3 separate regions of the Homo sapiens genome follow, and regions 1 and 3 are each linked to region 2. The links are chromatin loops, found by intact Hi-C in ENCODE. Cell type or tissue: PC-9. All regions are shown on one strand.

The links. A loop is a pair of places that touch in the nucleus more often than their neighbours do. Peaks named below come from ENCODE experiments on the same cell type or tissue, not always from the same donor. Only the 100,000 strongest peaks of a DNase experiment are listed, where the experiment ranks them.
Region 1: it touches region 2 in a loop (5-fold over the local background); 4 of 110 quality-filtered maps call a loop at or near these places.
Region 3: it touches region 2 in a loop (4-fold over the local background); 10 of 110 quality-filtered maps call a loop at or near these places.

What each region holds. Positions count from the first base shown.
Region 1 is chr22:45,860,316-45,868,315 of GRCh38, reverse strand. It overlaps LOC105373071, which reads right to left and starts at 1,567. Exons shown (of 6, transcript XR_007068133.1): 1 at 1-1,567. RefSeq lists an enhancer at 399-973. In PC-9, CTCF peaks have their summits at 4,034 and 4,233 (motif pointing left); a DNase peak (open chromatin) is centred at 4,205.
Region 2 is chr22:45,915,006-45,923,005 of GRCh38, reverse strand. WNT7B (Wnt family member 7B) reads left to right here. Exons shown (of 4, transcript NM_058238.3): 4 at 1-2,640. The coding sequence ends at 150. Among named protein-coding and RNA genes, the nearest start is that of WNT7B, 58 kb to the left of the region's middle. In PC-9, no CTCF peak of the experiment used is centred here; DNase peaks (open chromatin) are centred at 3,325, 3,815, 5,671 and 6,265; H3K4me3 peaks cover 877 bases; H3K27ac peaks cover 2,022 bases.
Region 3 is chr22:45,965,096-45,973,095 of GRCh38, reverse strand. The region is part of intron 1 of WNT7B (Wnt family member 7B); the gene reads left to right. Among named protein-coding and RNA genes, the nearest start is that of WNT7B, 8.1 kb to the left of the region's middle. RefSeq lists enhancers at 3,693-3,987, 3,598-4,501, 3,321-4,520, 5,217-6,113. In PC-9, a CTCF peak has its summit at 3,555 (motif pointing right); DNase peaks (open chromatin) are centred at 3,545 and 3,835; H3K4me3 peaks cover 1,170 bases; H3K27ac peaks cover 1,595 bases.

The sequences.
Region 1 (8,000 bases), 55 kb after region 2:
GTCCAGGCTGCACATATTTGGGGGTCATAGGAGAATTATTGTGTCTGAAGAACTGGATGGGTTTCCAGGGAATGTAGAAGAGAGAAACCCGGTGGAGAGCACAGGGGAGAAGCCGCCAGTGGGGAAGGCAGGGAACCCAGCAGGAGGGCAGGAGAAGGAGGAGTCGCAGCCAGACTGAGGGACATGAAAGGCTTCAGAGGAGGGGCTGTGGGGTGGGAGAAGGGGGATCCCAATGGGAGACGCAAGTGGATGGCACTTGAAGGGCTTTACTTTGAGAAAGAGCAGAGACACGCAGGGCTGTGGAGTGGTGGGGGGCCCGGGGGGGCGCAGAGATCCAAGGGGCTCGGCTGGCAGCCAGCTCGGCCGGGGGTGGGCAGTGAGTCTGGGGCAGGGGGCTTCCGGTGCTGCTGTTTCCAGAGCTGGAAGGAGGGGACAGGGAGGGGACAGGCGCGCAGGGGCGGCCGCAATAGCGTGGACGGAGGCGCGAGGGCTTGGGGACCGTGGTCACGCCTGTGATCACGGCTGCCAAGGAACGCGCGAGTGGATAGATTTAACCCGGGAGGAGACCGCGTGGGGCTGCGGAAAGGGCCCGGGGCCGCGGATGCGTGCAGGATAGGGGCGCGCTGGGGAGGAGGGCGCGCCGGGCCGCGGGCAGAGGCCGGAGGCGGCGCTTGGCCGGACGCGTTCAGGCCGTTCCCTGCTCAGCAGAGGCCGAGCGAGGGTCGGGGAGCCGCTGTCTGTGCCTAAGCTTCCTGCTCTGTGAAATGCAAACAACACTCGCCCTGACCTCCCGGGATGCGACAGCTCTGGAGGGCGCTGGGGAGGGTCCGCCTCATTGTCGTCGTGGAGAAGGGAGCGCTGGGTGCTGAGGCCCGGGGCTGCGGGACACCCCTGGGCGCGGGAGAATCTCCGAGACCCGCGACGGGAGCGGCCTGGGCGCGTGGAGCGGAGGTGGTGGCCAGGCCGGGCGGCGGAGGTGCTGGGGGTCGAGGACTGGGCCGGGCCATCCCGCAGAGGGCAGTGCAGGATCGGCCCTGGCCACACGCGCCCTCCGGCTGCCAGGGCCGCTCCGCCGCGCCGCGCCCTCTCCCGAGGCCCCAGCGGTTCTCCAGCACCAGGGGCGGCGCGGAGCTGCTGTTCTCGCCTTGGACTGTCACAGCAGCCCCGGGACGCGGCCGATCAGCTCCGCTTCATAGAGAAGGAAACTGAGGCCCCGAGAGGTCAAGCACCTCGCCCCAGGCCGCACAGCTAGAAACGGGGAGGCCTGGCTGCGACCCCGCCCTCCGCAGTGGGGACGCGTGGGCTCCTGACCCTACGAATAGCAGGTTGCTCCTGACCCCGCGCCGCCGGCTTCCTCAGGGCCCTCGCAGTCCGCCGCTTTGTCGCCCGTCTGGCCCCGCGCCTGCAGGGGTCCCTCCCGCGCTGCAGGACTTGATCGGGGCTTGGGGTGGGCCGCGGCGGGTCTGGGGTCCTCTGGCTCCCGCGCTTACGGGAGCGGCGGGGAAGGGAGCCCGCCTCGGAAGGGCCCCCTTTGCCGGGCACAGGCAGGCCGGTCCTCCCGCGCTCCTCGCTCCCGGGCTGTGGCCTCGCGTCCCCGGGCCACGGCGCTGCAGCCACGCGGGCGGCGCGAAGTCGTGGAAGGCGCGGACCGTCCTCCCCGGGCACTGTGGGACTGCGGGCCTTCCCGGTCCAAGCCAAAGCACGTGCCGTGGAGCTCGGCCCCGCGCGGGGCAGAGGGAGTGGTCCAGGGCTCGGGAGCGCGCTGTCTCCACCTCCCCAGCACCCGCCTGCCCCGCGCCAGAGCTCGTCCCTTCCCCCATGGCCTACGGGAAGGGAGCTGGGTGTTCTCAGAGGGACCCGGGGAAGGGACGGCAGGGACCTCTCGACGACATGGAAGGAAAGAGGGGAGGAGAGGGAGGGTGGGCACGGGAAGGGGAGCAGCTGAGGGGCTGGGAGGGAAGCGGAGAGTAGCGCGGAGCCAGGCGGAGGAGCGGACTTGTTATTTACAGTTATTAATTGCTGGGAACAGATTGCAGCTGGAAACGCTCTCGGTGCCAGCTCTCGGTGCCAGCTGAACCTCTCGGAGCAAGCCCCATTCGCGCAGGCCGCTGTGAGCGAAGGCTCCACGCGAGCATCTCCTGGGTGTGGGATCTCGGTAACCCCAGGCCTCACATCCTAACATCCAGGCCCTGGAGCCTGTGAGCCTCCTGAGGGTCTCTAACCGACTCCGGCTGGACAGTGCGGGCCCTCAACTTGCCCTAGTATGAGTCATCGTGGCAACACCTCAGAAAATACCCAAGTCACTCCAATTACAGCATTATCAATCGCTGCCATCGCTCTGGAACTCAACCCAATGAAACTGGCGAGAATGCCAGCCGAGCCGGGCCAGGCCGGGAGGAATCCAGTTCTTGGCGAAGGCTGCCGGCCTGGCAGTGCGTCTGCGGCCATGCCAAGCCACAAGCCCTGTGTGGTCGAAGCTGCAGAGGTGTCGGCTCCATTTCACAGTCATGGACACTGAGGCCCACCAAGGCTAAGGCCTGTCCTTCAGCCCAAACCCTCGGGAGAAAACCCAGAGAGGGAAAGGCTGCCTGGGCAAAGCCTGCCTCAGATGGCAGGGGGCGGTGGTGGGTAGGGGGCGGTGGAGAGGGCCGCAGTATGGCCATGCACCGCACTAGTCCCTGGCATGGTGGCCTTTCATGGAGCGTCTATCCTGTGTCGGCGGGGCCATGGGCTGTGCATGCATTACCCCATCAACCTCAACAAAGTAGGTGCCACGATCCCTGTCTTACAGACAATGAAACAAAGGCTCAAAGCATTTGTCACCTGCCCAGGGTTACTCAGTTAGTAAATGACAGCTCTAGGTTCAAACCCAGCCCCATCTGACTCCGGGTCCATGCTGCTTCCACAGGGACTCGCCTTCTGTCTCCTGCCTGAAGGTGAATGTGCTGACCGAGGGCACCGTCTCAGTGCCTGTGTGCACGTGTGCACACGCCACACCCATCAGCAAAGATCCCACTGGGCCCCTGCCTCTGACATCCTGCGGGCGGACAGCCTGGCCCAGCAGAGTGGGGAGGCCAAGTACAGCTGGCCCACCCACGATCCAGTGGTGCTCCATGCTCCTAATCAGTAAGATATGTTTTTGGAATAAAAACCACATCAGCATTTTTATTTTCAAGTTCAGACAAGGCTTTTTTTTTTCTTCCCCATCTTCCTTTCACATGGGTGAGGCTAATCTTCCTGCCTTGACTGACAAGTCTTTAGACTCAGCTATACATTTAAAGAAGCAAAGAATCAATGACCACGGCGCAGGCAGACTTCTTCCTTGAGTTTTTCAGATTTCAGTAACACCACAGCCCATAATTACTAATGCAAAATTAAAAAAAAAAAAAAAAAGATACCAAGACGGAAGCTAAGTGCTTCTTTGCTGTGTGTCCTGGCAAACCAGATGGGGCAAACTCCAGGACACTTCCTGCCCTTCCCTTGGTTAAAGAACGGTCTCACCTTTCTTCCCAAGGACCTTCCTGGGGAGCAGGGCCGGGGGTCCCCAGGTAGATGGGCTCCCAGACTGGGAGCAGGGAGGGGGAGAGCCTGGCGAGTGCTGGTGCTTCCGACGGAAAGATGGACTAATATAATGAAAGGCAAAGATGAATGGGGATGAGGAAGCAGGAGGCGGCAAGGGGAGAGGCGAGCGGGCGTCGGGAAGCTGCTGCAACTGTGCAGGCCCAGGTGTGAGCCAGCAGCTCCAGGGAAACCACTTACAGCTCAAGAATACCAAGAGCAGGCGAAAGCCTCTCTCAGGAGTGGGGAGGACGCCATGGTTACAGAGTAAACATTACCATTTCCTCTCCCCTCCTTAATGTTTTTCAGAGTATATTCAAGTTAAAAGTCTCTCCTCATGGAATTTAACTTGACTTCTATTTAAGAAAAGGTGGGGGTGGGGGAGGCAAATTCAATGCAGTAAGTTTCTTGGGCATTTGTTCAGAAAGGTTTCCGAGAAAAGCAGAGCCTCAAACGCTGGTAGGTGGAGGAGAGGTGGAGAAGCTACCGGCAGAGCTAACTGCACAAGTTACCTCCTTCCAGAGGCAAACCCGAGAGAACAGGCACTTCACTGTGGGGCCTGTTCCGGGCACTGCTGGATGTCAGACACTTGGGCCCACTAAATGTCAGTGACATCCCCTAGTGACTGACAACTCACGCTCCCACATAGTCCAAAATGCCCCCTGGTGGGGGGAGGGGGTACTGCCGCCAGAGAGCTGCTGGGGTGGATAATTGGATGTGTGGGGATTTTCTCACCTCTGGAAGGAGGTTAGACGTGTAGTTGGCTCTGCCGGGAGCTCTTCCACCTCTTCTCCATCTGGCTCACCCAACTCAGCGTTTGAGGCTCTGCTTAAATGTTATTTCTTATAACTTTTCTGAACAAATGCTCAACAAACTTACTGCCTTGAATTTGCAGTAGTGTGTGATGTGTGGGTGTGAGGGGGCACAGAGTGGGGAAGGATGGTGGTTAGAGATGAGGGTGTCAAGAGGCACCAGCTGGCTCATCAGTTGCTTCGAATGCCATCTTGGGGAGGAAGCCCCTGAAGAATTTCAGGTAGGGGAATGGCAGGACAGAGCTGCACTCCAGAAAGATCACTTTGGCTGCCGGGTGAATCATGCTTTAGAGAAAGATAAGATTGATGATTGAGGCCTGGAATTTTCTTTGTGGAAGACAATTTCTTTTATTTTCTTTTTTTTTTAAGAGACAGGACCTAGCTCTGTTGCCCAGGCTGAAGTGCAGTGCACAATCATGGCGCAGTACAGCCTCAACCTCCTGGGGTCAGGCAATCCTCTCACCTCAGCCTCCTGGGTAGCTGGGACTACAGGTATGAGCTACCACCTTGGCTAATTGTTCTATTTTTTGTAGAGATGGGGTCTTGCTCTGTTGCCCAGGCTGGTCTCGAACTCCTAGGTTCAAGGAATCCTCCTATCTCAGCCTCCCAAAGTGCTGGGATTACAGGTGTGAACTGCTGAGCTCGGCCTCGACTTTAATAGATATAGGGCTATTAGGATTTTCTATTTCTTCTTATGTCCATTTTAATAATTCATGTCTTTCATGGAAATAATTTCATCTAAGCTGTCAACATTTTTGGTATAAAATTATTCATAATTTTTCTTTATCTCCCTTTGTAGGACTTGTAGTGATGTCCTATCTGTCACTGCTGTTATCCTTAAAGTGTGGGGTTTTTTCTAGCTGGAGATTGAGCAATTTTATGGATGTTTTCAAAGATCCAGCTTTTGGTTTTATTGATTTTCTCTATTGTTTGACAATTTTCGATTCCATTCATTCTGCTTTTCCTGGTATTGTTTTCTTCTTACTTTGTATTTCACTTGCTCTTGTTTTTCTAGTTTCTTATGTTGGGAACTTAGATCATCAGTTTTCAATCTCCCTTCTTTTCTAACACAGCATAAAGCTCTGCATTTCCCTCAAGCACTGCTTTAGCTGCATCTAAAAAATTTCCAGATATTGTATTTTCCATATTATTCAGCTCAACGTATTTCCAATTTGCTTTTTAATGTCTTCTTTGACCTACAAGTTATTCATAAAAATGCTTTTCAATTTCCAAATATTCAGATTTTTCCAGGCATCTTTTTGTTATATATTTTAATTTAGTTCTGTATGTGAAATCATAGTTATTCTCTAGAATTTCAAGCATAAACATACTACCTTAGGATAACATTCTGAGTGAAGGGACATGAAAATGCAGGTTTTAGAAGAAGTAGTAAGAATATAGCTTTCTCTCAGTATATTTGGGAGTATCCCACAAACACTGCATTTTTAGTCTATGTTTGGTTGAAAAAAACCCATTTTATAAGTGGCTCCTTGCAGTTCAAACTCGTGTTGTTTGAGGGCCAGCTGTATTTCCGAACATTAAAAGAAAGCATGTTCCACTTCAAAATGGATAATGGTGGGTACTACATTTTTCTGTATTTGAATTCTATTAAGATCATTGAAGGAGTGATGTAATTGTTCTATTTTAAAGCATCTCAGCTATTTGTTGAAAATTATATTATTTGCATCTGTAAATACTTAAGATGAAAAAATTTAGAAATCAACTTGATAGTTTGATACAGATTTTTTTCCGTGTTCTTTGGGGAGATGTGAACAAAATGTTTGAAGATAACTTAGCTGAATAATGAATAACAAGGTATCTGGAATTCGGGCATTTTCTTTTTCTTTTAGGATGGGTCAGGCTTGAGCCTACGGGAAAGGAGGTGGCAGGGAGGGAGAGGTGGAAGATGCAGGAGACTGAGGATTGCCTGAGCGTGAGGTCCCTGTGGAAGTGGAATGGGCAGCGTCGCTCACAGGTGGAGGGCTGGCCTTGGAAGGAGATGGGCTTCTTTCACTGTCCAGGAGGGAGACAGGAGCAGGTGGGTGCAGGTGCAGGCTGGAAGGATTGAGGGTGAGAAATTGAGGGAGTTCCTGTCTGAAGGTCCTGGTGAAGTAGGAGGTGAGAGGAGATGGGGGGCCAGATGTTTGGGCAGAATTCAGGTTTTCAGTAGCCCCTGCGGAGCTCAAGGGTGCTGAAGGCATGATGCACGCGCTATGAAAGGAGACTGTTCGACACTCTTGCAGCCCCTGTCACAATTGAAGCTGCGCTTCTTTAGTGCCTCAGTTGGAGAGCCACTGTCTTTTCCCAGTGCCCAGCCCAGGGTCTGGTGCTTGGTATTTGTTGAAGGGATAGATTGCTGGACACGTGAGCCCAGGCATCATCAAAGCACAGCTGTGAGAAAGCCAGGTTGGGCTGTCATGACCAGGCCTAAGACTGCAGTGACCTGCTGCCTGCTTCCCACAGGCGTACCATTCATCTCTCTCCCAGTGCCTGCTCTGAGTGAGTCGTCATAATGCATGAAACCATCTACGGCAGTGGGAACACGTCCCAGGGGTTAGTGGAAGGTGCAGATCGAGGCGGACCCAAGTCCTTGGAAGGTTTCCTGACAGGGGGAGGGCACTGTGGCCGGGCTTTAAAGAAAGAGCAGGTTTTTGGTGGGGGAGAACAATGTGAATAAAAGCCCAGAATAAGGACCCACACAGATCCTGCCAATGGAAGCAGGTGGGGCTCTGCCATCCTCTGCTGCAGCAGGATTCTCTGTGCACTCCACCCCGCCCCCCACCCCACTCTGCAGGAGCCCCAGCACGGCGGCTGCCATTTGCTCAGCATCTTCTTTTTTTTGTTTGTTTTGTTTTGTTTTAAACAATATTATGAAATGGTCTTGTTTTTTTTATTTTTTTTTATTATACTTTAAGTTTTAGGGTACATGTGCACATTGTGCTGGTTAGTTACATATGTATACATGTGCCATGCTGCTGCGCTGCACCCACTAACTCGTCATCTAGCATTAGGTATATCTCCCGATGCTATTCCTCCCCCCTCCCTGCTCAGCATCTTCTAAGAGCAAGGTACCCTCTGGAAACCACCGGATGGAATCCTGACCTCGATTCTGGTTTGCTGGAGGGATGGTCTGCCTTTAGTGATGTTCAGGCCTTCAATGTATTGGATGGGGCCCGCCCCCGTTGGGGAGGGCCCTCTGCTTTATGGGGTCTACCAATTCAAATTCAATTCAAATGTTAATCTCATCTAGAGACACCCTCATGAGCCCAAAATAATACCTGAACAAATATCTGGGCACCCTATGGCCTGGTCAAGTTGACACATAAAATGAACCATCACACCCTATGTCCCGTGAGAATGCAGGGGTGATGTGCGCGTACCTTCTCATGCGGGAGCACTGGCATGGGCGAATCTCACAAAGGGGCACTGACGCGGGCGGGCCTCACGTGCAGGCAAGTCTCAGCAGGGAGGATGGAAAGGAGGAGGGCGCAGGATGGACAGGAGGCTGCAGCTGGTCACCAGGGAAGCGACTCAGGCCTGGCACTGGCTCACCTGGGCCCCACGTGAACTGCACGTTCAAAGTCTGCACCCCACCGGGCTAGCTCCGGTGAGAGTAGGGACTGGGCCTGT
Region 2 (8,000 bases):
GCGGACGGCTGTGACACCATGTGCTGCGGCCGAGGCTACAACACCCACCAGTACACCAAGGTGTGGCAGTGCAACTGCAAATTCCACTGGTGCTGCTTCGTCAAGTGCAACACCTGCAGCGAGCGCACCGAGGTCTTCACCTGCAAGTGAGGCCAGGCCCGGAGGCGGCCGCGGGCACCCTGGAACCCGGCGGCATTTTGCACATCCACTCCTCACCTTCCCTGCCTTGGTGCTGCCAGCAGCAGACATAGACGGGTGCAGAAGCGGGGAGCTCCAGGTGCAGGAGGGCACCGGCCGGGGCCCACGCCCTCTGCCCGCCTCCCTGGGGCTCCTTCCTGCCACCTCCTCCCATCACCTCCTGCGGCAGAACAGCACCCGTGACCCACCCAGAGAGCAAGGCCAGGGGTCTTGGTGCTCCCCGACGGGGCCCGGCAAGTTCTCTTTCTTCTCTCTGGGAAAATGAACGTCCAGGACACACCTGTATCCCAGAGAGCAAAGTGATGAGGAGACTGAGCGTCCCCAGCCCCACCTGGCGGCATGGACACAGAAAAGCTACGCCGGCTGGCCTCTCCAGACCAGTTCCCAGGCTGGGTCTGCCGCTGGGCCCTGGGGCGGTGGGGACAGATGTTGACACAAATTATTTATGTTTTCTTAGTATCAGAAGAGGATTCTCGGCACTAACACATAGCCAGTCCTAACTCCGTACTCTGTGTCAGCCCATCCCCTAGACACCCTCTGTTTCCTTTCCCGGCCCCACCTGGCCGGCCCTCTGCCCCTGCAGAGCTGAGGCAGCCTGGGGTTGATGGGGACCACGCGGTGCCTGCAGGTCCTAGAAGTGAGCTGGGCAGGGGCTCTTCAGACCACACAGCCCTGACCGGGCCTTGGAGGAGAGCCATGGACAGGCTCCTCCATGCCGTCTTTCCTTCTTTTGAAAATCCTATCAATGGCTGGGCGCGGTGGCTCACACCTGTAATCCCAGCACTTTGGGAGACCGAGGCAGGTGGATCACCTGAGGTCAGGAGTTCGAGACCAGCCTGGCCAACGTGGTGAAACCCTGTCTCTACTAAAAATACAAAAATTAGCTGGGCGTGGTGGCGTGCACCTGTAATCCCAGCTACTCAGGAGGCTGAGACAGGACACTTGCTTGAACCCGGGAGGTGGAGGTTGCAATGAGCCAAGATTGTGCCACTGTATTCCAACTTGGGTGACAGAGCACGACTCTGTCTCAAAAAAAGAAAAGAAAATAATATCAAGCAAATCAAAATATCACCCACGTCAGGTTCCAGGAGTCCTTCGTTCCCTCCCTCATCCTGTCACCCTCCCGGCCTGGCACCTCCAGTTTACAGAGACCCCCTTCCCCCTGGAGCCAGCCTGACCCCTGGGACAGTGCTGCCGCGGGGGTCAGGCAGGTGGTGAGTGGTCAGGGATGTTTGTCCCACTTGACAGATGGGAACTCTGAGGCCCAGAGTGGCACAAGGACCTACCAGAGACCCTGCAGCTGTGACTGGAGGCTTCCACCTTTCTCCTGCCCAGCCTGGGGCTCTGGACCTGGGAGAACACATCAGGATGCCCGGGGTGGCAGTAGGTAGCTCCCATGCCTTGAGGCACTTGGCTGCTCCCTCCACCCCCTGACAGCCTCATTGGGGCCTGCACTCCCCTCGGTGCCTTTGAGGCTTCGCCTAGCCCTGTCCTGGTCCTTTTACCCTGACCCCAGTGCTGAGAAAATCTGGATCCAGAGCTGGACATGTCCTTTCTGGATGCTCCCACCCCTGTCTCTGAGGAGCATGAGTGACAGAGGGAGGAACTTGTCCGAGGCCAGAGAGGATGGTCTGCAGCTGGCTCCTGGTGCACCCCCACTGCCCACGGCCTGGCCCCCATTTAGGGTGTGTTCTCTTGGAAGCCCGTAGGAATGTGTTCTTGAGCAGCCGACAAGCCAAGGGCCTGGGCTCAGCCTGGGGCAAGTGGGTCCCTCCTGGGCTCTGGCCCTGTGGTCCAGCCCATGTGCCTCTAACCATGCCTGGACGCTCTGAGTCTCCGGGCCACCGTGAATGCCCCACCCTCAGCCTGGCCCCATCCCCTTACCTTCCCCAAGTCCCAGAACACACCTGAGTCCATAGGCCCGGCAGCCTCTGCAAGGAACCTGGTTAACTTATGTTGTTATATAGCGTCGAAATGTCTATAGTGTCTTTAAATTATTGTGACCTACACTGGGTACCGGAGAGGGGGATGGCTGCGGCCCCCATCCCTCATCCCCCATCCCATCCCATCCCTCATCTCATCCCTCATCCCATCCCCCATCCCATCCCTGACCCCATCCCCCATCCCATCCCTCATCCCTATTCCCCATACCCACCCCCCATCCCATCCCCCATCTCCCGAACCAGGCTCCTCCTGCTTCAACAGACCCTTGGGGCCCCTGATGCCACCGAGACACTCGCACTGTCCCTTGGCTGCCGGGCACCCCACTGAGCCCCTGCCCACCCCAAAGTCTGCCAGCAACAGGCCCTTTGCCTGGGTGAGACGGGGGTCAGGGTGGCCCAGATGGGGGTGATGGCGACCAAGGTGCTGCGTCCCCACCCTTCTGACGGCAGCCTCCCCTGGAGGGGAGTGCTCGGCCCAATAAAAGCTGGAATCGGAAAAGTGAGTGTGTGTGGAATCCCCATGCGATGTACCTGCAGCTGCGGCCCCACCGGTGGGGACACATGCTCTGCCCACCCAGGACGAGCCCCCGAGGCCTTCATGTGCCCCCAGCTGTCTGGCTTCCTCCTGCCCCTCTGTGGGCCGTCCCTCCCATCCTCACACCAGACACCCTTGCCCAGAGCCCACCCCTGAGATCAAGTCATGCCTACCTGCCTCCAGGCACCTTTGGGCTGTCCCCACCCAGCCAGGGGAGCTGGGGCACTGGACACAGACCCTGAGGCCTTGCTGGACAGCACCAGGCTCAGGCTGCGGGGACAGGAGGGCCATGGGCCTGGCACCTGGTTACTGGGGGCTGGGCCAGAGCTGCTGTAAGAAGAAGGGACAGCAGGCCCCACTGGGCCCTGTGCCTCTGCTTCCCTCTGACCAGGGTGGGGTCTGGCTTTCAGGGTCCCTGTAGGTCCATCCAGCTGGGTCTGGTGGATTTTGGCTCCACAGCCCTGGGGACTGCCTTGCTCTCACCAGGCCTGGGAAGGTGGCATGAGGCCCCCAGAAGCTCAACAGCCTGCAGCTGGCCACAGGCTCCGCTGCTCCTCCCCAGAGCCTGGCCATGGCAGGGCCTCCCAGCCTGCATCCTGCGAGAGCCGTGCACACGGCGATGCACAGCACTTCCCCGAGGGCCAGAGGCATGTGGCAGGGCCGGTTTGGCCACTGCCCGCTGTCCCAGCAGCCTGGCATCGGGTGGAACTGCTGATCAAACAGACCCCATCCTTGCTGTGCCCAGCCCGGGCACCCACGGAACTGGCCCCAGACCCAGATCCCAGTGGAGGGGCTTCTCAAGGGGAATGGACCCCTCCAGGGTGTGGAGAGGGGGCGACAGCCAGAAAAGAGTGTTGGATTCACAGTCCCAGCCCTGTTCCTTCCTGATGCATGGGCAGCCTCTGGGGCGACCCTCCTGGATGTACAGCCTCAGTCTCCCCATCTAAGAGCAGAGGGTGGCCCGGAGCCAGGACTTGGTGGTCGGTGGGGCTCATGGGGCTGGCGTGCATGGGGCCTGGGCTGGGCAGTTTGGCAGGAGGCCCTGGTTCCCCGTGAGACAGTAAGTGAATCAGCGGCGGCGGCGGCAGCAGCGGCACGCCGGGGTCCGGCTACTCCCACAGGGCCAGGAATGAGGAAGCCTCTGAGATGCCCGGCCCTGGTGCCCAGACTGTACTGATTTCTTGGCTCTGGTTCAACCCCCACCCAGTCCCCTCGGGCTGCCCTGCACATCCTCCCAGGGGGCCTGCTGGAGGCCTCACCCTTACTGCTGGCCTGGCCCGGGGGCCCACCTGACCCCAGCCTCCGCCCCTAAGGCTCACATTTTGGGAGCATTTCCCCCTGGCCAGCCCCTCGCACCCCCACTCAGTGGCTCACTGCTGCATGGGGTGGTGCCCCCACGTGCTTAGCCCTGGCCACCCCTGCCCTGCAGGTGTTGCCCACACCAGGGGCTTTCCTGCCCTCTGATTGGCCCCAGCGGTTCCCGCACCAGGCGTGCCACCTGGCTGCTCCCAGACATAGGCCATTCCTGTGGGCTTTGCTGCGTAAGGTTTGGGGACCGATGGCTGGAAGGGCCGGAGTTCTGGGAGCCCATCTCTACGCAGGCTCGCTGGCTAATTCCTTTGCAACTTCAGTTCTGCCCTGGGCTGGCCCTGACTTCCGACCCCACTTCCCCTGCGGTGCCTGTGCCCACAGCTGCCGGTGGTGAGGCTGGTGGCCCATCTGGGGGGATGCAACAGCTGACGACCCAGGCAGCCTGGGAGCGAGGAAAGGGTTTTTTCTGCACTCACTCCTCCAGGCCTCTGAGCCCGGGCTTCCCGCTCTGTAGAAGGGACGTAAGGGAACAGAGCCTCTGCCCTGCTGCCACCGGGTCCCCTCCTCCTCTCTTGGGGGATCCACGTCCTTCCCTGACTCACAGCTGAGCTGCAGCCCTGGCTCCCACCCTGCCCTGTCCCACAGGGCTGCCCGCGCCATTCACTTGGCACTGTCTGGTGGCCAGAGCACACAGGGGCCCTGTGGCCCTGGAGGGCAGAGGATGTCTCATTGGTGTACCCTTAGAGTCCTTTCTGACCCACTGAGGTGCCCACAGCCCATCCCCTCCCCGTCCCCCTGCAGAGTGAGCCCCAGCCCTGCCTGTGCTCCCGCTGGCTCTTCCCAGGATGCACCCCACACTCTTCCTTCCCTGACCCCGGCTTGCAACAAGCTGGCTGTAGAGTCTTGCTCTCTCCTCCTCCCCTGCCTCAGCTCCCACCCTTAGGGGCAGCGTCCTGTTTCTGTGACGGCCCCTGTCTCCCAAGCTGGCTGAGGTCCAGCACAGCCCCGTGCTAGGCCTTGGGCCTGTTCCACACGTGTCCACGACCTTTACAACACCCCTTCCCCAAATAGGTCAGTGCTAGTTCCATTTTACAGATGGCAAAACTGAGGCACAGAGAGTAAGGAAACCCGTCCAAGCTCAACAGCCAGTGAAAGGCAGAACCAGGATTTGAATCCAGGCCCTCTGGGGTCTTCCTTCTACCCAACTCATGTGCCTCCTCCCATGAGGGGACACAGAGGCCCAGGGACCTTGTCCAAGGTCACAGAGAGATGAAGGGGAACAGAGTGGCTATGGCTGGTCGCAGAGAGATGACGAGCAACACTGTATCTTCACCAACAGAACAAGAAAGACCCAGTTAAAAAGCAGCAGGCAAGGTCTGAGTTCGATGCGTCTGAGTGAACTTCACAACTCCCAGAACTGGGAGTTAAAGGAGGGGGATCAGGAAGGAGGGGCTGTGGACCACCTTTTCCCCAAGCTGGGCTAGTCTTGCTGGCCCCTTGGGAGGGGCCGTGGTCAGGGGGTAGAGGGGCAGAGGGGCAGAGCGGTGCACAGGGAGGGGTGGCTGAATCACCGTGTGCCAGACACACGGGAAAACCTGAGCTCCCCGAGCAGAGCCGCCAGCTTGCTCCCGGGAGAGCCCAAAGCTGGAGCAGGTGCTGCAGACTCCTTCCGCCACGGGAACCAGGGACTCCAGCTGGCGGTGACCCAGGCCTCGTCCTAGCCTGTTTCCCTCTGAGTCTGAGCTTGCACCTGCCTTCCTTCCCTAGGGTTCTACCTGTCTGTTCATCAGGTCTTTGCACTTGAAGGACCCGGGGACTCAGAGCCACTTGGCCTGGGTGCCCTAGGACCCTTGGGAATCAGAGCCTGTGAGTTTTGGGGATCCAGGGAGTTGCATGTTGATGCCCACAGCAGTGCCCCATAGATACACAGTGCCCAGTGGGCAGGTGGCCAGCAAAATGCAAAGGAGAGGGGGTCTCAGGACCCAAAGTTCACCTACAGCCTGCCCTTGGCAGGTGCTCCTGCCAGGACCCTGGGGTGAGCAGTGCCTCCAGCCAGAACTGGAGACCCAGCTCTTTTTCGAGTCGTCTGCTGACCCCACCTTAGGACACATGGAGGTCGTGCCAGGGGAGGCAGCCTGGGCCTCCAGGCCACTGTCCTGTGTCCAGGACCTCTTGTGGTCTGGGCCACTCACCTCTCACAGCTGGAGTCCTGTAGCCACAGAAGGGAAAACCCTCCCAGCCTCACTCGGAAGCAGCGGGGAGGAGACGCAGGCGGAAGCTGAGGAGTCCTCTCACTCCATCTGCAGGCAAGGGCCTGAGGCCAGCAGGGCAAGGCCGGGACACCTTCTGGGTCCAGACCCAGGTGTCCTACCTGAGGCCACACTGCTTTCCCTGGGCAGGCAGCCAAACCACCCTGAGGCCTAAGGGTGGCCTCACAAGCACAGTGCCAGGAGAAGCCCAGTGGAAGGTCTTGGGCAGGACCCCTGGAGAGGTCCCTGTGGCGTCTGCAGCCCTGGAAGCCCTCGTCAGAGCGGCTGGGGCCAAAGAAGCCACAGCTGGGGCCACTTGCCGGCTGGACCTGCGCACACCATCCCCATCTGAGCTGCTGGGGCCAAAGAAGCCACAGCTGGGGCCACTTGCCGGCTGGACCTGCGCACACCATCCCCATCTGAGCTGCTGGGGCCAAAGAAGCCACAGCTGGGGCCACTTGCCGGCTGGACCTGCGCACACCATCCCCATCTGAGCTGCTGGGGCCAAAGAAGCCACAGCTGGGGCCACTTGCCGGCTGGACCTGCGCACACCATCCCCGTCCGAGCGGCTGGGGCCAAAGAAGCCACAGCTGGGGCCACTTGCCGGCTGGACCTGCGTACACCATCCCACTTTTCCAGATGGGTGGGGGCCCTGCCCACGGTTCTTCCCTGGCCCCCGGCTCCAACCCTCCCTCTGGCTCCCACCAAGCACGGCCCATGGCATCCACCCAGTCACACACTCGTTTCTTCACTCATGTCTTCACGTGCCCATCACGTGCTGGGCACTTCAGCGCCTGGAGCATGGTCGGGCATTGTGGGGTCTCAGAGCTGAGTCTCAAGTGGGGTCCTCTCCCAGTTAGCCCCAGGCCAGGACGAGGGGCAAAATGACAAATGAACAGTTCCCCTCAGCCTCCATGACCAAGTGTGCCATGGAGGGAAGTAGGGGCCAGCAGTGCAGCCCTGCCTGGGCACTCAGGGATGGCTTCCTAGAGGAGCTGTGTGGAGGGTGAGACCAGAAGCAAAAGTAGGAAAGGAAAGGGGGGAGACCGTGGGAGCCAGAGGGAAAGGAAGCGGCGAGCCTGGGGTAACTGAAGGGACAGTGGAGATGGAGTTAGTGGGAGCTGGGGCAGGGGCTGGTAGAGCTTGGAGACAAGGTTTCAGAAGATTCTGGAGGGACAGAGGGGACTCTTGCTCTTGAGCCCCATGGTTTCTAGCATTCAGCAGGAACTCTCACCCCCCATCCCACCCACCTGTGGCCCTGCAGCCTGATGCCCTTTGGACAAGGAGCTCTCGCCCCCCTACCCCAACCACCTGTGACCCAGCAGCCTGGTGCCCTCTGGACAAGGAGCTCTCACCCCCTCCACCCCACCCACCTGTGGCCCTGCAGCCTGGTGCCCTCTGGACAAGGCCTGTGGCTGCCCAGCCACCCCCGGCTGCCTGCCAAGCTCCTAGGTCCCAGGAGGAAAGTGTCCCATGCTGTGATGAGGCTGTAGGGGAGTGGGGAGTGAGGGCTGGGCACTGGGGCCCCTCTTGGTGCTATTCCTAGCCCCCTCTCAAGCCCCCTGCCAGGCCCAGTGGGCTAGGGCTGTTGGCCTCAGGTTGCCCTGGGGAGGAGGCTGTTTCCCCAGGTCCGTCTAGCCCAGCAAAAGCTCTCCAGGAGAGGCTTCCACACTCCTCCTCTAGGCCTCGGTTGCCCTATTTGGACAGGCTGATCCCTGGGGTTCGTATCAGACCCCAGGATGGGCTGAGCTTGGGTGGGCACAG
Region 3 (8,000 bases), 50 kb before region 2:
CTTCCCACTGGCGGCCTCTCCAAAGAGGTGCCCAGGCAGGGTCGTGCAAGCTCAGCACCAGCACAAGGCTGGGCCTGGTTAGCCATGGCAGTGCCTGTGTGCGACCCACAGCCAGCCTCCCTAAACCCAGGGCACACGGGGGCAGAGGCTCAGGACACTCAATGCATCTGTGCACACACACCTGTCCTCACAGACTGCCCACGCTCCCGCAGGCACACACAGGCACATGTAGGCACATGCATGCACACACGCGCATACGTTGCCGAGCACAGCCCCCCAAGAGGAGCACAAGCCTCCGCGCAGTTCCCCCGGGGAGCCGCCCCCACGTGCACCTTCTGGAGCCAGGCCAGAGCTGTGTGGCTCCCTAAAGGTGGGGGTACGGGTGTCCCAGCCAAGGCAACTTGGGCAAGCCCTGGAGGCGGCTCCCACCGCACGCTCCGGTCAGCCTCCCCTTTAAAAAAACCCGCCGGGGGAGGAGGCGGATGTAGGGGCGGCCCGTCCAATGGCAGCTGCGCGCCTCGGGAGACTTGGAGAAGTGAGCCAGAGCGAGCGACAGAGCCGGTTCGCACCGACAGACGGACGGAGGTCCAGACCGCAGCCAAGGCGCGCCCGCTGCCCCCGGCCGGGTCCCCGCCCCGCACTCCAGCCCCAGCTCCCGCCGCTGCCCCAGACCCAGCGCCATGCGCGGCCCTAGCGGCGGGGCACGGGCGACAACTGCGCCCGGGCCCACGAGACCCGGCCCCTAGCGCCCAGCGCCGCCGCCCTGCATCGGGGAGCTCCGCGGGGACCCCGGCCTCAGCTGGCCCAGGCGCCCGGCCCGCGGAGCCTGTTCAGCCCCGCCAGGCACGCCGGCCCACCATGCTTCTACTGTCGCCGCGCAGCGCGCTCGTCTCCGTCTATTGCCCGCAGATCTTTCTCCTCCTGTCCAGCGGCAGCTACTTGTGAGTGCCGCGGGCGGCGTGCGGGGTGGGCGGGTGGGCTCCCCCCGGGCCTCCAGCGCTGGAACCGGGCGGGCAGGGAACGCGGCAGCGAGGCCCCTGGGCGGGGCACCGGGTGACCGTCGCGCGCGGGAGCCGGGGGACTTTAGGTCGCCTCGCCAGCCTAAGCTGCCGAGGTGGAGCACTTGGCGGGCAGCTACGGCAGTGAGAAGTCCTGGCTCTGGGGTCAAAGAAAGGATGGCCTGAGAGCGGCTCGACTGCGGGAGTAGAGCAGGCTGTGCACGCCCAGCGCGAGGGCCCGCGGGCACGCGAGCGGCGCCGAGATTCCCTGCGCGTCCCAGCAGAGTCCTGGACCAGCGGGGGACCCCTCCCCATATTAACCCACGCGGCGCGCAATACCATGCCACACTTGGGAGAGCCGCACTCACACACCCGCTCCCTCGTGCAAACACCGGCATGCACGTGCACGCCGCGCTTCACCGGACAGCGCCCGGACTGTACCCCGAAGTCGCTGCGGCTTCTCGCGCCTTCCTGCCGCGCTGGGTAGCCTGATCCCTGCCCCTGCCGAGTCCTCACCTGGGGGCGAGGAGGACGCGCATTGCGTGCTGGCGGCCGCGTTCGCCCAGTTGTCTCGGCCAAGGGAGAGCGCGGAGCGTGGGCGCGCGTGTGTGTGCCCGGCAAGGCAGAGCCCACGGGGCTCTGAGAAGCTCCGGGCAGGGCCGAGTCCAGCCCAGTGAGCCCAGGGGGCGCGCAGTGGTGGCTTCGCCGAATTCCTAATGGGACGCATATGCTCTGGCCTCTGACTTAAAAAGAAGTTTCATTTATGGAACCGCCGTTTGGGGGAATTTAAGCTGGATGCTACTGATTAAACCTCAGAGCCTGCTCTCCCTCCCCTTCTCTTCCCTTCCCCCTCCCCCTCCTTTACACGCGGGCCACGTCCGGGGTCGCCTGACGCGGCCAGAGGGGGCAGCCGCTGCCTTCCCGCTCCCTGCGCCACCCCCTCCCCCCATGCGGTTGCAGTCCTAATACATCGCCTCGCCCCCACCCCCATTTAATAAAGACGCAGCCAATTTCTCCTCTTGCTCCTAGGAAATTACTATCCTACCAGTTTTCCTTCTATAAATAGTCGCGCATCTTGAAACAAAAGTTCGCAACCGCAGCCAGATGCTGCGAGGCCCGCGGTTTCCCGGGCTGTGGGACATAATTACAAGGTCCGGGCACAGAGAGCGCTCCAGGCCCGGCGGGCAGCCCCGGCTGCGGAGGCATCGCCTGAGGGGGGCGGGGCAGCAGGGCGCATGCGGGTGGGGACCGCCTGAGCAGTGGGGACCCAGGCTGATAAAGTGCCAGGGTCCCTGGGTCCTGCTTCTGGTGTCCTTTCCAGGAACTGGATCAACCAGGGGACTTTGGAATTTCAGCGTCTAGCGGTTGGAGGCCAGGAAGCCTCCCCCTCCCCAGAATCCTGGCGTTTCAGCCTTAGGCCTTGCTAGAGAATTGGCAGCTCCGGTGCTTGGGAAATCAGTTTTGGAGCCGGCTGGCTGAGGTTCGGTGTTCATAGAGAGGTGTCCGGGGTGGGAGACCAGGAGTCCTGCGGAGGTGGAGGCAAGGGAAGTGGGGGGGTTGGGGGTTGGGGTAAGGGTCGGAGAGAGGGAGGTGCGCAGGGGCCCCAGAAGCCTGGTGGGAGTTGATGCCAAGGCAGCAGTGAGGGGCCTCTGGGGCAAGGTGGTGCCCAGTGTACCTCTGCAGACCCCGGGTTTACCTCAGGGCTGGCCCCTCATCCGGGCCTGCAGTGACTACCCCCGCCAGGCTTGCTCCTGGAGTGTGCACTGCCCAGCTGTGTTGGCAGAAATTCTCCTAAGGAAACAGTTTTTCCAGGCATCCCTGGGCCAGTGCTGGGGTCTGGCCTGGGTCGTCGGGGACAGGAAGGCAGACTGCATCCCTGACTTGCCCTCAGTAGCTCCTGCCCCACAGGGAGGAAGACGCTGACGCCAGCCTTCCCCAAGCGGAGAGGAACCCAGACACGTTCCCGGAGTGAGGGGGGTGGGTCTCAGATTTCCCTTGCCCGGTTTGTTTGGTGGGCGCAAGGCTGACCATAGATGGGAGTAGGGCCTGCGCGATTCGGTTTGAATGAAAGCATGCAAAGTGAGAAGACCTTGGTTTCGATGTCTCTGACCCGATGGCTGCACTTGGGGGAGGCAGCCAGCAGCAAGTGCTTGGAGAGCTGTGAGAGGTGGGGGTGAGTGTCAGCCGACCCTCAGCACTGCAGGCGCACTCGATGGCATTGGCCTTTGGATCTGAGGATGCCTGGGCTAGGAGGGTCGCTGGGTGGAGGCTTCATTCTGCTCCAGAGAACTTTCAGGAGCTTTCCAGATCCCATTGCTGGGATCCCAGACGCTGGCTGACAGCTGATCCTCCCCCTTTCATCTGGACTGCTCCTCTAGCTCCCTGTCCTGGGCTGTGGTCGGTGCACACCGAATCCCAGACGCATGCCTGGGCCCCTGCCACTGATCAGGTTGGACGGGTGTGTTGGCCTGGAAGCGCCCTGCGCCCCTGCTACATGCTGACTTGCAGCCGTGCTAGGCGGCTCTGGCCAGCCCTCGCCTTCTCTGTGCAGAGCTCTGTTGTCAGTGCAGGAGCTCCCAGGGCCAGCGGGGGTCAGTAAGGGCCCAAGGGAGGGCAGGTAGGGGACTGCAGGCCAAGAGGAAGGCTTGTGGTGCTGGGTCAGCTGCAATGGGGGCCTGGCTGAGGCCTTGACCAGGACCAGGCTGCGCTTCTGTCCCAGGCAGGTCTCTTCCGCTCTCAGTCTTCCTCTCCCAGATGTGGGGGTTGGCTCTGACGACCCCCCCAGGTCTTCCGGTAGGAGCCTGTCATGGTGACCGCCTGCTCTGGGGAGCCAAGTGAGTCATGGGTGACGGGGCGGTTACTCACCGACCACCTGGCTGTGGCAGGGTGGGGGGGCACTTACCACGGCCCCGCCAGGCCAGGCCTCTTCCCGGCTCCACCGCTGTGGCTTTGTCAGCGGTGCCAGCCACAGTCCCAGAAGTGCTGTGGCCATGACCCTCGAGGGGGAGGAGATGAACCAGGCCTACTCCCATGGCACCATGGCCCGTGTGGGGACAGGATGCGCCCCGTGGCTCAGGCGTGTTCAGGTTGCCCTTGGGGGAGGGGCAACTCCCAGCCTGGAGGGTCTGCGTCTATCCAGGTCTGGGAGGGGCTCTGCTGTGTGCCCTGAGCAGGTCCATGAGCCTCTCTGGGCCTCAGTCTCCTCATGGGTCACTTGGGATGGTGATCCCTCTCCCAAGGCTCAGATCAGGCCACGTGTAGTTGGCACTTGAAAGTGTAGAACGTTCCATAGAGGGTGTGCATGTGGGGTTCAAGCTGGGAAATCTGATGAGATCTCAACTGGGGACCCCCCACTGGAGGTGGGCAAGTGGAGCCTCCCTAATCACAGGAAACTCCCCAGAACTCATCACCAGGTGGACGAGACCCAACAACCATTGGCTAAAGGGGAGAATGTGCATCCTGGACCGTCTGTGTGCAGAGGGAGGACAGGAGGTCCTGGGGTGACGCTGGACTCCACGGTTGTGCACTGAGGCCTGTAGGATAATGCGCCGTTTTCTAACATGGTTTCCCGTGAGGCCAAAGGGCATGATAGTGACTCAGATCTGGGTCCTCATCCTGACTCCACAGGGCCCTCACTGCCTGGCTGTGTCCCAAGGCCCAGCTCTTCCCTCTCCAGTGCAGATCACGGGAGCACAAACCTCACCGGGTGGCTGTGGGAAGCTCTAGCTTGATGCCTGGTGTGGTCGGTGTGCAGGAGACAGGCCATTCTCAGCTATCAGGAACAGGGAGGTTGGCCACAGGCAGCACAGAGGGAGGCCCAGTGGCTGTGTTCATTCAGGAAGGAGTGGTGGACCCCCTAGGGCATCTCAGAGGGCTTCCCAGAGGAGATGACTCTCAGACAGGGTTTTGAAGGATGGATAGGAGTTGGCCAGACTAAACAGGCACATGAAAGAGACCCCTAGAAGAGGGAACAATACTGTCAAACACATTCACCAGGGGTTCCCCTCCAGGGAGGCTCAGAACATCTTGCTGAGGTGGGCCGATGGGATGCCAGGATCCAGAGAAGAGGCTGTTTCCCAAGGTCACCTTGGATCCCAGGGGTTCAGCCCTCCCAGTTCCAGCTCCTCACCCAGTGCCCGCGCTGCCTCTGAAGGGAAGCTCCCCCTATGCAGTCCCACGGGGAGTGGAATCAGGGTCTCCCAGGGCCTCAGGCTCCAGCCAGCAGTTGGAGGTGCTGATGGGGGGCGAGGTGATGATCATGAAGTTGGTGATTTTTGAGGCGCCGACGGCACATTATTGTTCCCTCATTCACACACTTCCCTGGGCTCCTCTGGGGACACAGTGGACAATGGCCAAGCAAGTCACACTCCCGCCCCTTCCCCTCCCACCCACCACATCCCCGGAGGCTTGAGTCACCCTGGCAGGGCAGGTGGGTGCCTATGGGGAGCCCAGGGCCCCTGCTTGGGTGTGGACCAAGGCTCTGTTCTCGGAGGACCCTAACAGACCCTGGGTGTGGCATAGCGGTGTTGGATGAGGTAGAGGGCTCGGTTGTGGGTGTCTAGGCCATCGGCCCAGGGCCAGGGTGCGGAGCCAGTGCATTCTGGAGGACTTCCCAATTGGAAGGGGCCACATGCAGTGGGAGCCCCAGAACTAGGACCCACATGCAGTGGGAGCCCAAGCCCTCACGGCTCACACTGCTCCCTGTCATCCCCAGCAGATGGAGAGGCGGTAGCAGGCTCCTAAGGCTGCCGCCCTACACAGCCTTGGGTCCGGCTCAGATGGGGCTCAGCTCCCCTCCCAAAGGGACAGGAGGCCGGGCGCCCTCCCTTGTCAGATGAAACCCCGGCCCAGGGCTCCTTCAGCCTGATGAAAGGGTCATTGTGTGGTGCGGGCCGCCCGCTGGCCAAGGACAAAACCACCGTTTGTCCTCCGTCCCTGGCGCAGGGCTGGGGGCCTCACCTCAGGCTGGCCGGCAGGGTGGGGGTGGGTACAGGTGCGCTCCCTCCCCCCTTCCTTGTCTTCCCACTCAGCCTGCCTGGGGCCCCTCCCCCATCCCTGCCCCTCACCCAGGGCGTTCTTGTCCTCTGAGCGTGGGTCCTGAGGCTTGGGTCAGCTCCACTGTTGGCAGAGAGGCAGTGAGTTCTCCAGCCCCGGAGGCATACAAGCAGATGCAGGAGTGAGGGCCGGGGATGCTGGGGAGGGTCCCTGCCTGGGCAGAGAAGCAGCGCTCACAGGTTCTCTGTGCAAGCAGCCGGTGGAGTGGTTGGCCTTTCCAGAGGCCATCCCACAGTCTCAGTAGTAGAGTGGCAAGTGAGGCTTGGCACAGGGCCATCGACACTTCCTCCATCCCCAGGCTGGAGCAGGTGGCAGCTGAGGTGCTGGAGCTGCCACGAGGCTGGGTCTGAGGCTGTGTGCAGAAGACACTAACGTCCTGCTCCCCCAAGCAGCCTTTGCAGCTTTAGAGTGTGAAGCCTGCAGGTGCCTGGAGCTGGGCCTGGGAGGAAGCCACCGCACCCGACGAGCAGCTTGCCGGGTGTCAGCAGCAACGGAGAAGAGCCCGAGTGAGCATCCCCTGGAGTCCTATCCCATGACCCCTGCAGGCCTCTATCGCTTTCTGGAGCCCTCCCGCACTGTGATCCCTGCTCCAACCCTTCCGTGCCCTGTTGGAGCTCTGAATGGGCCAGGCCGGAGGGAGCCCGGGCACAAGGACTGGTGGTGTCTCAGCTGGCCTCCGCGCAGTGGGTATTGGCGTGGCCAGGGTGAGGAGGCATCCAGAGCTGAGACTTAGGCCCGCGCAGTCCCACGTGGTGAGACAGATGGCAAAGCCCCTTCCAATTGGGAAGTCCTCCAGAATGCACTGCCTGCCCTGCAGACCCCCGCCTGGGGGACACAGGATGAGGCATTCCCACTTCTGGAGGACTCAGTTTCCCCCAGAAGGCCCTCCCTAGTGGGACTGACGTGTGCACAGTGCCCAGGGTCTGCTTTGGAATCTGTGTCCCCCTCGGGCTGCCAGAGAAGGGGAGCTAGGAGAGGCCCGTCTGCCTTGGTAGGTGGTGGAGTGAGGAAGACGAGGTCAGGGTGCAGAGTCACTCGCCCAGGTCAAGCAGCTGAGCCCAGATTTGAGCCCAGGGACTCCTGGCTGTCGGGTCCATGCCACTTGTCACGGTGTTTTACTAAGGCGGGTTTCCAGCCTTGGGCGGGCTCTGTTGCGTGTCCCGTTTCCTGCCTGTCCTCTCCAGGCAGAAACCAATGCCTCCAGTTGCTTAGAACTGTGTGTTGACCAAGAGTCCCCGGGGCCCTGAGCGAGGGTCTCAAGGTTGCAGGGGCTGCCTCCAAGTTTAGCTTTGGGACCAGAGGTGCAGCTGTCCTGCGGGTATGGGAAGCCCAGAGGCCTTCTGTTCTGGGTCTTGTCCTGCTTTCGCCCCTGACCCAGGAGCTCTGAGACCAGCCTGGCCAGCTTTGTTGGGTCAGCATGTGTGTGGTCCTGGATGCCCAGGTCCTGTTCCTGGCTCAGCTGTGGGCTTGCGGCAACCTTGAGGGTATCCCTCCCCTTCTCTGGGCCTCAGTTTCCCCATCTGGGTGGTGGGTCTGGATGCTCCCCCAGGTCCTCTTCCTCCCTCCTCCCCTTCCTGCTGGCTCCACCACCACCCTGAACTTTCCCTTCATGCCCACAGCGTGACGGCAGCCCCCGCGGGTGGGTTATCAGGGCTGGCCAGGTGTGCAGGTGTGACTGGGAAGGAAAGTCCCTACCGCCCTGCCTTCCAGCGTCGTTGACACAAAGCCCTGTGGGACCCACAGCAGGAGCTCTAAGCCATCTGTGATGAGGGTGGCCCAGGGAAGACCTCTCAAGTAAGGCAGCCTCTGACCTCGGCCCTGAAGGACCTGCTGGAGGGAAGGAAGGTGGGTTCCTGGGAAAGGGACAGACGTGGGCAAAGACCTGGAGGTGTGAAGAGGATGTGGCAGCATCAGGAGTGGGGAGCAGCAGGTTTGAGTAGGGCTGGA